2 separate regions of the Homo sapiens genome follow, and region 1 is linked to region 2. A link is a contact called in ENCODE Hi-C data. All regions are on one chromosome and are shown on one strand. Each heading gives the region's core, a stretch centred on a gene start or an enhancer-like site at or near the end of the contact. The rest is flanking DNA. Distances are from core to core; before and after follow the strand shown.

Region 1 (7,031 bases), core at 749-3,248, 970 kb after region 2:
AGACTATACAACACAATTATATACACAAGCTAAAGGACATTAAGTCTTTAGCCTATATTTACATAAAATAATGTGTGTTTCCACAGGGTCATACCAATAACTCAGTATGGTACTAGATATAATTAGGATTGTTAGCTACAATTCAGTATAGCAAGACAGCCCTAAAATGCCCTGAACTGACTTCCGCTAACTAAAACTCCAGTATATCACAGTGTTTTAAGTAATATTAGTGTGCTGCCCAAACAAGCAACTAAGATATCCAGTAAGGATGCTGTGTAACACAGTAAAAGACAGCAAGCCTTCATCAAGGGGTTATTTTGGGGTTATAATGAATTTTGGCACTTAAGACTGCCACTGCATGCAGAAACCCCGAAAAAGAAATACACAGGTTTCAAAATGGATATACTTCATTTTGTTTAAAATGCCCAAGAGCCTTTGCAACATAACTGAAAGTATTGTTCTATCAAGTCATGAATCTTGAGAAGAAAGTACATTATCCAATTTCAGGGAAAAAAAATACAGTTTTCTTACCAAATTATCCAGTGTATATGACTGGTTAGAATTTTAAGTTTTGATTTTTACTGAAATTCAGAGTATGAAATGCAAACATTCAGGATAAAATGAATTCATAATTACACGCAGTTATATCAACTTGCAACAAAGCAGCAAATATGAGGGCCTAACACACATCTCGACTCTCCCCTTCCCTTCTGATCCCTCAAAAAAAAAGTGCAAAATCAAAGAGTCACTGCTTGGTCCAAAAAATAAAATACATTGTGTATAAACATTTGAAATCTGATGGAATCCAGCTTCTATTCCACAGGTTGTCTTCAGTAAGAATCAACGTCCGAAGATGGAACTCAGTTCCAGAAGAATTAATTCTACAATCTGATTCTGGTACACAGTATGAACTGCTATATTACCAGTCTCTTTTTCTGGTTTTAATAGAGTGGGACCAAAAACAATTGCTATACTCTGATAGGTCATTCGATTTTTCTCTCCATTTTCTATAACTCTGAAGGGAAAAAAAGAAGTTGTTAAAAGAGAAAATAAGAGAGAGGGAAAATTCTTCAAATGGTATTATAAACCTAACAGTTTGCATTTTAAAAAGAGAAGTAATACTTATTTTCCTAAGGTGATGCATAAACTATTTAACCAAGTAGAATTCTGTCTAAATGCCATGTGAAGCTTTCTTTTTGATAAACACAGCTGAAAGATACAATTAAGCATACTCTAACAAACTTAAAATGTGTGATATTTTAGCTTAGTTTTTAAAATAGAACATTTAAGTATGAGTTACAATTCAGGTAACAGTGACTGCTCCATTAAGTTGATGGGAAAAAAATCTCATTAGGGTGTGGAGATTAAACTTTCCATTTTACTCATTTTATGTAATTTCTTTAAAAAAAAAAAACTCTCTCTAGCTGGGATTTTTTGTTTTAGTATTCTAGTGTACTTTCTATCAGATGAAAGAACTTGGTTATTAAAGTGGCTATGTAGTAACCTAGAACCATGACGGTAACTTAATACACCTCAATTAATATCCAATCTCATCTTCATATTAACCTTAGCAACAATTTCTGAACACCTACTATGTGCTAAGCATTACATAAATACTTCACATATAATACCTACTTTACTGTATTCTTCATAGCAAATCATTTACCCATGACAGACTGATACTAAAAGGAGTTGAGTAACTTTTTCAAGTTACAAAGACAGCAAGTAGCATAGCTGGGATCCAAATCTGAGTCTGAGTGACCCTGGCCCCACAGGCCTTCCCGCTTCCCCTTGTGCTATACCACATCCCATGACTGGGCAGTCCTCCTACCTTCTGAGATGTCGGAAAAGAATCTGCATTGTGTCTTGGTTTGGCTTTGGCAACTGTCTGATTAGGTCCTTAACAGCAGCGACTCGCTGTCTTGGTTCTTGCTCTGAAAAAAGATAATAACCAGATATTTTACAGCAAATTCTTATGAAACTGAAAGCAATGTCACAGTTTGGAAGCTGATATTTGGTAATACACAGTGACATCTGGTGGTCACATTTAAAATGTTTGGAGTAAAACAATCTGTTGAAAATACTTGCTTAAAGTAAGATAAAAAAAATTGGGTGGCTTAATCTGTGCAAAGAATTTTCAATATCTAGAAAAAACTGAGTAGAATTACATACTTACTAATTGCATTAACAAAATCATTAAAATGATTAAATGTAAAAAGAGGTTCTGGTAATTCTCGAAAAAACATTTTGAGGGCTCCAGTAATGACATGAATATCTTCCCATTTACTGTCATTCAAGTCCAATTTCTCATCTGAAAAACAGCAGGAATTGGACATTTTAAAAAATTACTTTAAGCCAGTTCAAAAAGTTATGAGTGATGCATCTGAATAACAACAGTAAATATAATCTTACCATGATTGACTGCAAACCTTAGTTTCTGGATCACTGCGAGGTTGCCACTTACTCTGTATATCCCATCAATATCCAAACCTAAGAGACAATAATAATTTGTGTGTGTGTGTGTTTAAAGTACTTCTTTGCCTCTTCTGAACACGTTTGCATGTGTCAGAATTCCCACTCATTTGCATTAGCCTAAAATCAAATGGGCAAATATTCTTTTTCTCTAAATGGCTTCTGGTAGATGCTTGGCAGGGGAGAGAGATGGAGATTCGCTCTGAATTCTGTTTAATAAACAGCAGTAATTCTACTCTGCTCATCATATAGACTGTGAATCAGCTCAAGGAAATGGTTTCATTAATCTTAAAACACTAACAATTTCAAATTTCTGAAAACATCTGGGGATAATTCAAAATTAAAGGAAGTCAGCAGGTAAAATCAGCCCATGCATATTTTGCATACCATTTTATAATGTAAATGCACATATTGTAAAAACTTTATTGAAGGCATCTGTCATATTAAGTGTTTGTAATAAGTAAACTTAATATAACCACTAAATTAATGGTTCTATAAAAACAATACATAATTTGCTATAATTTATTATTTTCTTTTATATGTGAAACAGAATCATCTGAAATTCATACAATTAAGCCCCGAAATTTCAGGTATTCATTAAATGATAATAATGTACAAATTTACTAAAGCACATTATTGAATGTACTATTCATTTAGCTTCAAATTAAGACAATAGTGTAGTATCCCTATTGCCATGTTGACAAGAAGAGTCAGTGGGACAAGAGATCTGTAACTGGCAGAAATTACAAATTGAATTATGTGTTTTAATTGTACAAAATCTCTTTCATGATATACAGAGATAAGTTAATGTGATTACAATATACTAATGTATATAAAACTAGTATAAATATTATAGCTATGTTTAAATTAATCACAATAGAAATTAGTTTGTCCTATTTTACAGAAAATGACATAAAAATTTTTATCTCGTGAGACATTTGTGGTTGACTTAACCATTTAAAATGTCATCTGATTTTTAGGACAGAAGAAACTTAGTAAGTAAACACAATCTCCTCGGATCTTATACATTGTCAAATTATTTCTTAAAAACAAGCTCAATTTCACAATCACTACCTTCTTCATTTTAAGCAAATGCTTAAATGAAATGGCATCAAAGAATAGCATATACTTAATTAACTGTGAGTACCAAACATTCAGCAGATGCCTGGAGAGATCTTAATTTGAAACAGGTGTAAACATGTAAGTATTTGTAAACAAAATTATTTTCTTAACATCTTAGGACTATAAGGAACTTCTGTTTGCATCACTCAAAATCATAAAAATTCTAGGAATTTTGATGGCAAAACAAGAAGCTGGTTTGCTTAATGTTAAAAAAAAAAATCAAAATCCTTCTCTTACCATGTTCTTCAACATGTTCAATACATAACTTCACAAACTTTGGTACTGTGCCATTCTCTCTCTGACACAGATTAGCGAGATTGGATCCAAATACCTGATCTGAAAAAGATTTATTTTTAAAAAGTCAATCACCTTGCTGAAATTCAGTTCATGAAATGGCTAACCATTCAGAGTGCAACAGAAACATCCAGCGTAACCAAATATTGTTTAACATGGCCCTATGCCTTATGCAATATGCATCTTGCCTACTTCTTTTCACTTCAAACAATTCGTTTCCAAACTCATACAAACCCTTACTCACTCTTGCCTGAAAATTCTTTGTACTTTCTACTGCTTTTGCAGAAAGCAATTTTCTACCCAATTTGGCTCCTTCTTATCACTCCTGGTCTCAGCTAAAATGTCACCTACTTTAATAACCCCTCTGACCATCCTTACCTAAGAGAACCCAGTTCTAGACACATTCTATTTTATTACTGTGTTAGATTCACAGCATTTGTTACTATTTCACATTATCTTGTCTACTTCCTACTTGAGTATAAGTTTCATGAGGGAGAGGACCAAGGACCATGTAGTTCCTGAACACCAACAGGTATTCATAGCACCTAGGCTTGTGCCTGGCACTTAGTAAATACTTGATTATTTTAAAAACTATTAAAATAAGCATATGTCCGTCCATCACGTACCAACATTTGATTTCACAAAATACATTTCAAATACTCTTCTATTGATCTTTCAACCCAACAGTTTTGAAATTCCATATTAGTGGTAAATGTTCAGGAAAACAAACAATTTGAAGTGATGAATAAGGACATAAAGTGACAACAGTTTATATTTCTCAGGGAAAAGGCCTGGTGAACAAATTAGCAACAGTTTCTATTCACTTATTTGCCAGGCTTTTTTTTTTTTTTTTTAAGTTTTTAAAGACTCTGAACTCATCATACAAATTCAAATGCTTTATTGGAGAGTACCTAATTTGAATTAATCAGCTAGTCTCTTCCTAGAAGTCTTAAATACCTTTTTTATTTTATTTTATTTTTTTTAAGACAGTCTTTCTCTGTCACCCAGGCTGGAGGACAGTGGTGCAATCATAGCTGCACTGCAGCCTCTAATTCCTGTGTTCAATCGATCCTCCCACTCAGCCTCCTAAGTAGCTAGGACTACAGGTGTGTGCCACCACACCCAACTAATTCTTTGTAGAGAGAGGGTCTCTCTATGTTACCCAATCTGGTCTTGAGTTTCTGGACTCAAGCAATCCTCCTGCCTCCCAAAGTGGGGGGTTTACAGATGTGAGCCACTGCACCTGGCCTTAAATACCTTCTTAATAAAACTGGCTTGCGTGTTTTAATGCAGATGCTTCACAAATAGATGGTCTTTGTTAGAAATTTCATAATAATCAGAGACAGAGATATACATTATAGACTATATTATCTTTACTTTTATTTTTATTTACAAATAAATGCCATTGTTTTAAGTCAGGTATTAGAAAATTTTACCTTTGGAATTAAACACGCTCGTAAGAACTACATACACAAGTAATGTGATTTTTTTAAAGAATATTTTCCTATAAAAAAAAGATTGTTAGTCCATTATAGTGCTTATAAATGAAATAACAGGCAAATAAATTAGTTAGAAAAAAACACCTTATGCTAATTTTTCAGTTACCTTAAATGACAGCCAAGGGTAAAAATTATTTGTTCATTTTTCTTTCTATTGTTAGTGATATTCAAAATTTCTTATTTATTGTGATCTTTGCATCTCAAAACTAAACTTTTCATTGTCACAATTTCTAAAAGTCTGCCACCCATCACATCCATGTAGTTCCTCTGAAACAGGCTTTCTAAAAGTTTAGTGTGTTATTTATGTCTGTCCACTACTTTAGTTAAAATAAACTTTCAAAAAAACTATTTTAATTACTTAATGTCTTTTAATCACTGTACTTGAATACATGAATAAAGAATAATATTCTTACTGTTTGAAAATGTTTGTTTTTAATTTGAAACATTTTATTTATGACGTAGGCCAACATTCATTATTATCAACAATACTTCTCCTACCAACCTTTAATATAACCTTTTTCACGAACAGCTTGCAAAGTGGGGCGTCGTGTAAGAAACTTCTTTAAGTTTTTCTTGGTTTTTTTCTGTTCTGAAGAATCTATGCTAGATACTTTAAAGGCTTAAGACAAAAAGACAGGTAATGAGCATTTGTAAAAATAAAGTTTTTTTGATACAAGTTTTTCCAGCTAGCATGCAAAACACATTAACCTCATATGTCAAGATCATAGTACAATTCAGTTATTTTAACTTTAATGTGGTTTAAGGACAAGATGTGAAGAATTACATTAACACAGACCCCATTTCAAAGTTATAAACCAAACAAAACATTTCATTTTTATCACTAAAAACAGATGACAACTGTACCTTCTATGGTATATCTGCCAAGACATCCCTAATTTACTCTAACATATTCTTTATTTCATAAATGATTAACTACTTATCTTTATTGATTCTCCATCAGTTTTAGAAGGTAAAATGACCACCAAAAAGTAAAAATACATAAAATACACAACAAAACAATCCCTATCTTCATTGAATAAGAAAACTGGATATACACACAAATATATAGAGATATAAATATAGACATATAACCATCATAACTATTATACTTGTATTTTAAGCTAACTTTCATCATAATTATTTGTACTCTAAGCTACAAATGGGACTACATGGAAAATGTCCTCCATTGCCTTTAGTCTTGATTTTTCTGTTATAGTAACAAAAATTCAAAAGGTATATTTCTTGAAAATAATTCTATTTGGGGGAAGTTGAGAGCATGAAGAATCTATAATATAGAATAAAAAATAATCACTTTTTATGTTAAATTGCTACCTGTTGACAATGTCAGTAATAGGCCTAAAGTTCATTAGAAATACAGAAAAGTAGTACTGATTTTCTAATCATTCAGTTAATATGAAGGCCAAAAAGTTCTCAGTTAAACGTGGATTTGTTAAAATAGACTGAACAAAGTACCAAGTCACAAAGCTAACGGCCTATTTAAGCAATGTAATTCATAAGGGGCCAACATTAGAAAATGCTTTTCTTAAAGCTGCTGGCTTTTGCTATGCTCCTTTCTGTAGTAAGATCTGGAGATAGAAACGCTTGCATCTGTTTACATGCACAGACACATCCTAGTCCAGAGAT
Region 2 (7,484 bases), core at 3,920-6,419:
AACCATTGTGGAAAACAGTTTGGTATTCCTCAAAAACCTAAAAACAGAACTACCATTCGACCCAGAAATCCCATCACTGGGAATATAAATTGTTCTATCATAGAGACACATGCACACATTCATTGCAGCACTAGTCACAACAGCAAAGACATGGAATCAACCTAAAATGCCCATCAATGGTAGACTGGATAAAGAAAATGTGGTATACATATACCATGGAATACTATGCAGCCATGCATACTAACACAGGAACCAACAAACACAGGAACAGAAAACCAAATACCACGTGTTCTCACTTATAAGTGGGAGCTAAATGATGAGAGCACATGAACACATAGAGGGGAACAACACACACTGGGGTTTACTGGAGGGTGGGGTGGAGGGTGGAAGGAGGGAGAGGATCAGGAAAAATAACTAAAGGGTACTATAGGCTTAATACCTGGGTGATGAAATAATCTGTACAACAAATCCCCATGGCACTAGTTTACTTAAATAACAAACCTGCACATGTACCCCTGAACTTAAGGTTAAAAAAAATGAAGGAACTTGCCAGAATTACAGAGCTAAATAGTTGGTAGAATCAGGAATGAAATCTAAAACCATAAGACAACAAAGCCCATGTTTCTAACCACTGTGATATATAAAGGAGACCATAATGGGCTGGGCGCGGTGGCTCACACCTGTAATCCCAGCACTTTGGGAATGCCAAGGCAGGCAGATCACATGAGGTCAGGAGTTCGAGATCAGCCTGGCCAACATGGCAAAACCCCGTCTCTACTAAAAATTCAAAAATTAGCCGGGCGTGGTGGCGCATGCCTGTAGTCCCAGCTACTTGAGAGGCTGAGGTACGAGAATCGCTTGAACCCTGGAGTTGGAGTGAGCCGAGATCATGCCACTGCGCTCCAGCCTGGGAGACACAGCAACACTCTGCCAAAAAAAAAAAGAAAAAAAAACAGGAACCTGTAATGATACTAGACGAAAATAATTATGAACACTTGAGTAAGCATTGGAGTTTCTAAGCATATTACCAAATGCAAAGGCCATGCAAGAAAATACTGCCAGATTTGATTGTAAATAATGTTAAATTCTGCTATGCCAAGCATATATATGAAATATGAGGAAAAGTTTTTAAGGAAAATGCAACAAAACATTCCAATAGTGCAGTCACCTTCTGTAAATTTTCTGTGCATATATGAGCACACATATATCCTTTTTCTCCCTCTTTCTTCCCCCTTTTTAAACAGCAAATGGGGACACGGTATACTTTCTTCTGTACCTTGCTTCCTTCACACAATACTTATTCCAGCCCATAAAGTGCCACTTCAGTCTTTTCGACCACACCATGCTACTCCATTATATGGTGTACTGTCATGTTTTTTACCAGCTCTGATAGACATTTCAGTTGGGTCTAGTCTTTTGCTAACTATAAACAATGCTGCAGTGAACATCCTTGCTCATCTACCTGTGTCCTTGTATGGTACTATCTATGGGACAAATTCTTAGAAATAGAGATCCTGGGTCAAAATGTGCATTTTAGATTGTGATAAGCACTGTCAAATTTCTTTCCGTTACAACAAAATATTAATGGCACTGTGCACCTGGACACTAGAGACATGTTCCCCCCTTCCCCTTACAGTGCCCCATTGGGCCTTCCATCATCAGAAAGCTCCTCATGCCACATCTTGACACATTATTCCCGTCCTCCTGCTTCTCTTTGCCCGCCCTTTACTTCCAGAAGGAAAAAAGACCATTTGAAAGACTTAGTTTTCTTGGACATTTTAGAATAACTTTCCTTGGGTGTAACCATTGTCAAAAAGGCTTGGTTCAATGAATGTCTTATGAAAACCTGAACTGTGCTTTAATTTGCATTAGACTGGGAGAAGATAGCACGTTAGGTTCCTAAGCACAAGACCTTAAATATCTTTCAGAGACAGCCAGAGCTCTAGGGCTGGCTGTGCAGTGCATGTGTTTGAGCTACTTGGATCTCTTCCATAGGTGAATTTTTGTAGTAAGATATGCATTACAATTCAGGCAGCAATCAGACTAAATTCGGTGCTTTGTCTCTGCAAAGGCCTGGTGGTCTCTTTGCAACTCCTAGGTGGAGATTAAATTCATATTTAATGAACAAAGGCACAATCTTTTCATTGAGGAGTGCTCAGTGGCTATTTATTAAAAAATATGATCTATTATAATTCTAATAATTTTGAGATTTTGTTTTTGGAACATACTTAAAATGGCAAGAATTGCCATCCTATTGTTTCTTCTTAAGCTAAGGGGGTGGGGCAATTCTGAAGACAGGAGCAAATGTAATTGAAAAAGAAAATTTAGCTTCACATTAAAATAAGAAGGAATAATCTGTACACCTTTTAGTTGTCACATTTGGTTTCCTTCAATGGGTGGCATTCCTACAGTTGAGCAATGCATTGAAATATATTCACACTTCAGAGCATGGAAAATGTGATGTATTCCTAAGCCAACGTCTGCATACTAAACACAAATTTAAAATGTGCCCCCAAAATTGTGGCTATAGTTTTATTATAGGAATAACCATGACCGTGACCAAATATAAGACACAATAAACAGTTCACCTCTAGAAGTAATATTCCTGAAGAGGTGGATATTGTTTAAATATACATTAGGTTAAACCACAAGCCTAGATAAGCTTCTGATTGTCCAACGTCAGAGAAGTCAGAATAAAGTTGAAGCTAAAAACCTGTTCTGCTAAATTCCAGGTCATACTCACCAGGACACTTTTTCTCAGGAGCCCAGTGAAAAGGGGAGATGCTATAAAATATGTACCTAACAAAGCTTGTCAGCAGCTTGAATGGAGCAAACCAGTCCAGATCTGAGAATTCTAGGAAATAAATGAAGTTGAACATTTACTGCCAACAACCATGTCACTGGGGCCACAGACAACTGGAGCCGCACAGCTGGGGAGGGGAGGAGTCTGTAGCCAGAGAAGGCAGTGGAACGCACCCAGGTTGGATTATTTATGGTGTGCTGATGAAGAGGCAACTTTCCATATGAGGAACAGCTTAACAGAGGAATAGTCAAGTTAAACTAGGAAGAGGTCCAGTGAGAGAGAGAGAGAGCAACAAAAGCGGACGTGAATAAAAATGACAGGTAATAAAACAATACAAATCTAAAAATGCTGTAACTTTCAGAAATAATTTAGGGCCAAAAGAAGAGGAAAAAAATCTAGTTTTGCTGGCGTTGGGACAATTTTCCAAGAAGCAAAAGACATGAAGCAAAATGAATGTGCTGAATTTAAGACCAAGTTTGCCTCCATGCCTTTCTAGCTACAAGTTTGGTTTCTTCTAAGGCTGGTTTATTCATAAAAAGTGTTAACTTTGCTTTTATTTAGCTGATGTATCCTTTTTTTTTTTTTTTCAACAAACATCTGCTGTGCACTATTCCATGTCAGCCACTGGACCCTAGGGCTCTGTGCTGAACCTCTGTTCACAGGCACAGTTCCTGCCCTCATGAGGCTCATTATCTAGTGTGAGAGATGGACAAGTCCACCCTCAGCTTCTGGACAGCAAGGTGGGTGCTATGATGACAGCTATAACAGGGGCAAGGGAAGGGCAGAGGGACAACCGCAGGAATGAGGTGCTGCATGGGCTGAGACCTAAGGAATACAGGCCCCAAAGTGAAACCTGGCATGGAAATAATTTAGTGAATGTTGCTTTCTATTCTGATTGAATAGACACTTACCAAACCTCCATGCAATCCAAACCCTAGTTTTTATTTAAAAATTAAAATGCATTTCATGGCCAGGTGCGGTGCCTCACGCCTGTAATCCCAGCACTTTGGAAGGCCAAGACAGGAAGATCATGAGGTCAGGAGTTCGAGACCAGCCTGCCCAACATGGTGAAACCCCATCTCTACTAAAAAAAAAAAAAAAAAAAAAATAGCCAGGTGTGGTGGCGCATGCCTGTAATCCCAGCTGCTCGGGAGGCTGAGGCAGGAGAATTGCTTGAACCCGGGAAGCGGAGGTTGCAGTGAGCCAAGATCATGCCACTGCACTCCAGCCTGGATGACAGAGCAAGACTCCAACTCGAAAAAAATATATAAAATAAAAATAAAATGCATTTCCTGCAAAAATGCCAACTTCTGTGGTTCCTAGTAGTTTCCATCCTTGAATTCGGCACTTAAGATCTGTCTACTCAAGCTTTTTACAATCTTTTATATGGTACAAAATACCTCTTCTCCCAAGTCTGGCCAAAAGCCTAATAAATACCAGCCACCAGTTATCACATGGCCCACAGGTGCCAGGCATTTCGTGTGTGTCTCTTTTACTCTTCACAACAGTGCCTTGACATAGGATTGTCACCCCCATTTCACAGAGGAGAGAATGGAGCCTAAGAGGGGACACTCTCTCGAGGCCACACACAGTAAGTATTGGAGCACTTTGTTGCACACCACACCACCTCTGGCCTAAGTATACAGGTTGGGACTGTTCCAGTAACATCTCCACACCCAAGAAAGGCTCTGAGCTGTTCCCAAAGTAACTTTAGCTAAATACTCTCTCTCATCTTCCTGCCTCCCCAGTAGGAGGCCCTCTTCCCACCATTCTCAATGAAGCACTACCAGTAAGGGCCAGAAACTCCTTATTTTGGGTGGCACTGGGGCTGTCTGCATTGTAAGGCAGGGGAGTTTTCAAAAGCTGAGAACTGTAACACTGTACCACAAATGAACCCATACACACTGACATCCGGGGAGGGTCCTATGCCCCACTAACCTTCCTTATCTTAAAAAAAGAATTTTCGGCTGGGTGCAGTGGCTCACGCCTGTAATCCCAGCACTTTGGGAGGCCGAGACGGGCAGATCACGAGGTCAGGAGATCGAGACCATCCTGGATAACATGGTGAAACCCCGTCTCTACTAAAAATACACACACACACACACACAAAAAGGAAATTAGCCGGGCATGGTGGCGGGTGCCTGTAGTCCCAGCTACTCGGGAGGCTGAGGCAGGAGAATGGCGTGAACCCGGCAGGTGGAGCTTGCAGTGAGCCGAGATCGTGCCACTGCACTCCAGCCTGAGCAGCACTCCAAAAAAACAAAAAGAATTTTCTTAAAGATGAGTGTCACTTTTTCATGGCTCCCCACCTGCGCCCTCCCTCTCCCTATGGATCAGTGCTCTGTTGAGTCATCTAAATTTAGTTAGTACATTGGAGCTGCTGCTCTGAAATGCTCGGAAATGCAGCTGCTCTGAAATGGGGATCCAGCCAGAGTGCTGAATCATGAGCCAATCATATCTTCTCCATACCTTTGCTCTTTTCCCCATTCCTCACTGTACTCCTTTCTGGAGACTGCCTATGGCCTTGCTGTAAGAATATGTGGGGAAATAAAGGCCACAGGTGGGCTCCTGCACAATCTAGGGGACTTGAGACTTTCCCCGAGTGCTGGGTGGGTGTATTCTGTCCCACACCTTTGTCTCCACACACTCCACTCTGCTTTGGCCAACCGGCCAGTGTTTCTAAAATACGACTTAGCATCTGAGGATTGAGCAGTCTATGAATTATTTCATAGTTTGAATTCAAGTTTCATGGTTTGAATTCAAGTAGTATTCTTTGTAGAAGTCATTTGGTAATGTCTTTGAGACCAATATTTCAAAAAACAAACTGGGAACTGGTTTGAATGGTAAAGCGACTTCATTATTAACCAAGAAGTTCTAAAACTATCAAACAGTGGAGGTCTGATATTCCCTATTTGAAACTGGGTAAAGCGTGATCAACAGACAAACCACAACACAATCTTTCAGATATTTCTATCCCTACTCTCTTATTCCCAAATTTACAAAACTATTTGCAAAAAGACAAAGATTAAGTTTTCTCTTGTACTATTTGAGGCAAATCATGTCTACAAACACTGGCTTTTAAAATCAGACATTAAAAAAAGATGTAAGATCCATCAGCTTATCAATTAGAATTTAGTTCTTTCTCTGTTTAGGTAACTTCCTTGAGCACAAAATATTATGACCATACCTGGGCTGAGTTTCAGCAAACAGGGCTGGCCACACGTATGGTGCTTTCATCCAAGACTGAGATTATCAGTAGGATGAGTGCTGAAACTCCACTTTTCTAAGAAAATGATTTTGCAGCCAGGATGGCCAGAAGCTTCAAATGACAACTTTACTGATTCGAGGTAATTTCCCAGGAATTTAAGAGGCAATCATTTACTTCTGACTTTCAAAGAGAACTGGGCTTGAAAAGTACAGTTCCATCTAAAATTGATCAGCTAGCGACAACCCTCTGAAGTTACTTGGGAGTGAGGGAAAGCAGTTGAGACCCCTACACATCTGGACTGAACTATCTAGTTCATTTTCCAGGTTGTAAATTTTCTGGTCCCAAAGACTACTTGAAAATAACTTTTTACCAAGCAAGTAGACTTTTTATTAGCTGAAGTACTAAATTTTTTAAAAAATTATTTTGATATGGAACACTACAGCTATAAGACTTGCCAACAACTAATCTTCAATGAAATGTGCATTTAAGAAAATAGCAAAATTACAAGAAACAAAAATCTGAGTCCTGAAAACATGGATTTTAAATTATTGTAGATGACAATCTTATTAAAATACTGCTCTATATCATATTCAAATAAACCAGAGAATTTAATAAATATCAGCATTTACCATCTAACTTGATACTATGGTTGAGATTAAAAGGGTTTTGCTGCCTGGACATTTTTGACATTTGTCAATCTATATAAGCAGAAAACATCTGAACAAAAGGAAGGACACATGCATGTTTTCACTGAGAGCTGTATTTGAAGAACAGCCTATATTCTGCTAAATTTCAATCTTCAAATTTTGATCTTTTTATTTATTCTGAAAGTCTAAGATATTAAGAATCAGTACGTATTTTAAAATAAGACTGCATATAGTTAGAAAAATATGCTTCGAGAGCTTATATTTTATTTCGTTAAGAAAATAAAACCATGTACAAAAATCATTTCTGTTCACTCACACCAATCCTGTTGTTTGATCTTTGTGACTAAGCACCACCATAAAGCACGAAGCTCTGAAGGAAGGTGGCGGCAGAGCTCTCTCCTTAACCCCAGGCTGCCTTGGGGTCTCATTTCTCAGCTTCACTGGAAAGTTCGATCACTCCCTGGTTGGAGACCGTATTTAAAATAGCCCACAGTTTGGAAGGGTCCTCACAGTTATGCTGGTGCTTCCAGTGGTGGAGGAGGTCCTCTTTCCGTCCCAGCATCTCTGCACAAAGCAGGCAGTTAAAGCCTGAATGGGACCACAAGAGAAACGTGTGGAGGCCAGGACACTCAGGGCCCTGGCAGGTTTCCCTTGGCTTGTTGGTTCCTGACTGGGGTCCTTCATTTTCCATGAGCATTTCCACGCCATTCTGATGAAGGTGGAGCTGCCTTTTCAGTCTTGGACATGCATGTGATTCCTCGGAGGAGGAATGAACCTTCTCCGGCTTCCCTCTCTCAGGATGCCTTTTCCAGTCGGGGCTAGCGTG

The links. Hi-C counts contacts between places; a loop is a spot of excess contacts on that map. Pooled maps may share reads with other maps.
Region 1: a loop to region 2 is called in a pooled map, with 3 times the contacts of the local background. The contact joins two enhancer-like sites. A Hi-C loop is called at or near these places in 1 of 168 maps with a recorded cell type or tissue (heart right ventricle), 1 of 37 single-sample maps with no recorded cell type and 3 of 50 pooled maps.

Annotation. Positions count from the first base shown.
Region 1 is chr10:31,806,818-31,813,848 of GRCh38, forward strand. ARHGAP12 (Rho GTPase activating protein 12) reads right to left here. Exons shown (of 20, transcript NM_018287.7): 15 at 5,890-6,006; 16 at 3,832-3,930; 17 at 2,413-2,490; 18 at 2,177-2,311; 19 at 1,832-1,934; 20 at 1-1,015. The coding sequence ends at 841. Among named protein-coding and RNA genes, the nearest start is that of MACORIS, 100 kb to the left of the region's middle. Within about 2 kb of position 1,999, at least 16 of the 41 ENCODE cell types and tissues checked have a DNase peak (open chromatin) inside an H3K27ac peak, as active enhancers do.
Region 2 is chr10:30,837,879-30,845,362 of GRCh38, forward strand. ZNF438 (zinc finger protein 438) reads right to left here. Exons shown (of 7, transcript NM_001143768.2): 7 at 6,754-7,484. The coding sequence ends at 7,083. Among named protein-coding and RNA genes, the nearest start is that of LINC02644, 120 kb to the left of the region's middle. Within about 2 kb of position 5,170, at least 2 of the 41 ENCODE cell types and tissues checked have a DNase peak (open chromatin) inside an H3K27ac peak, as active enhancers do.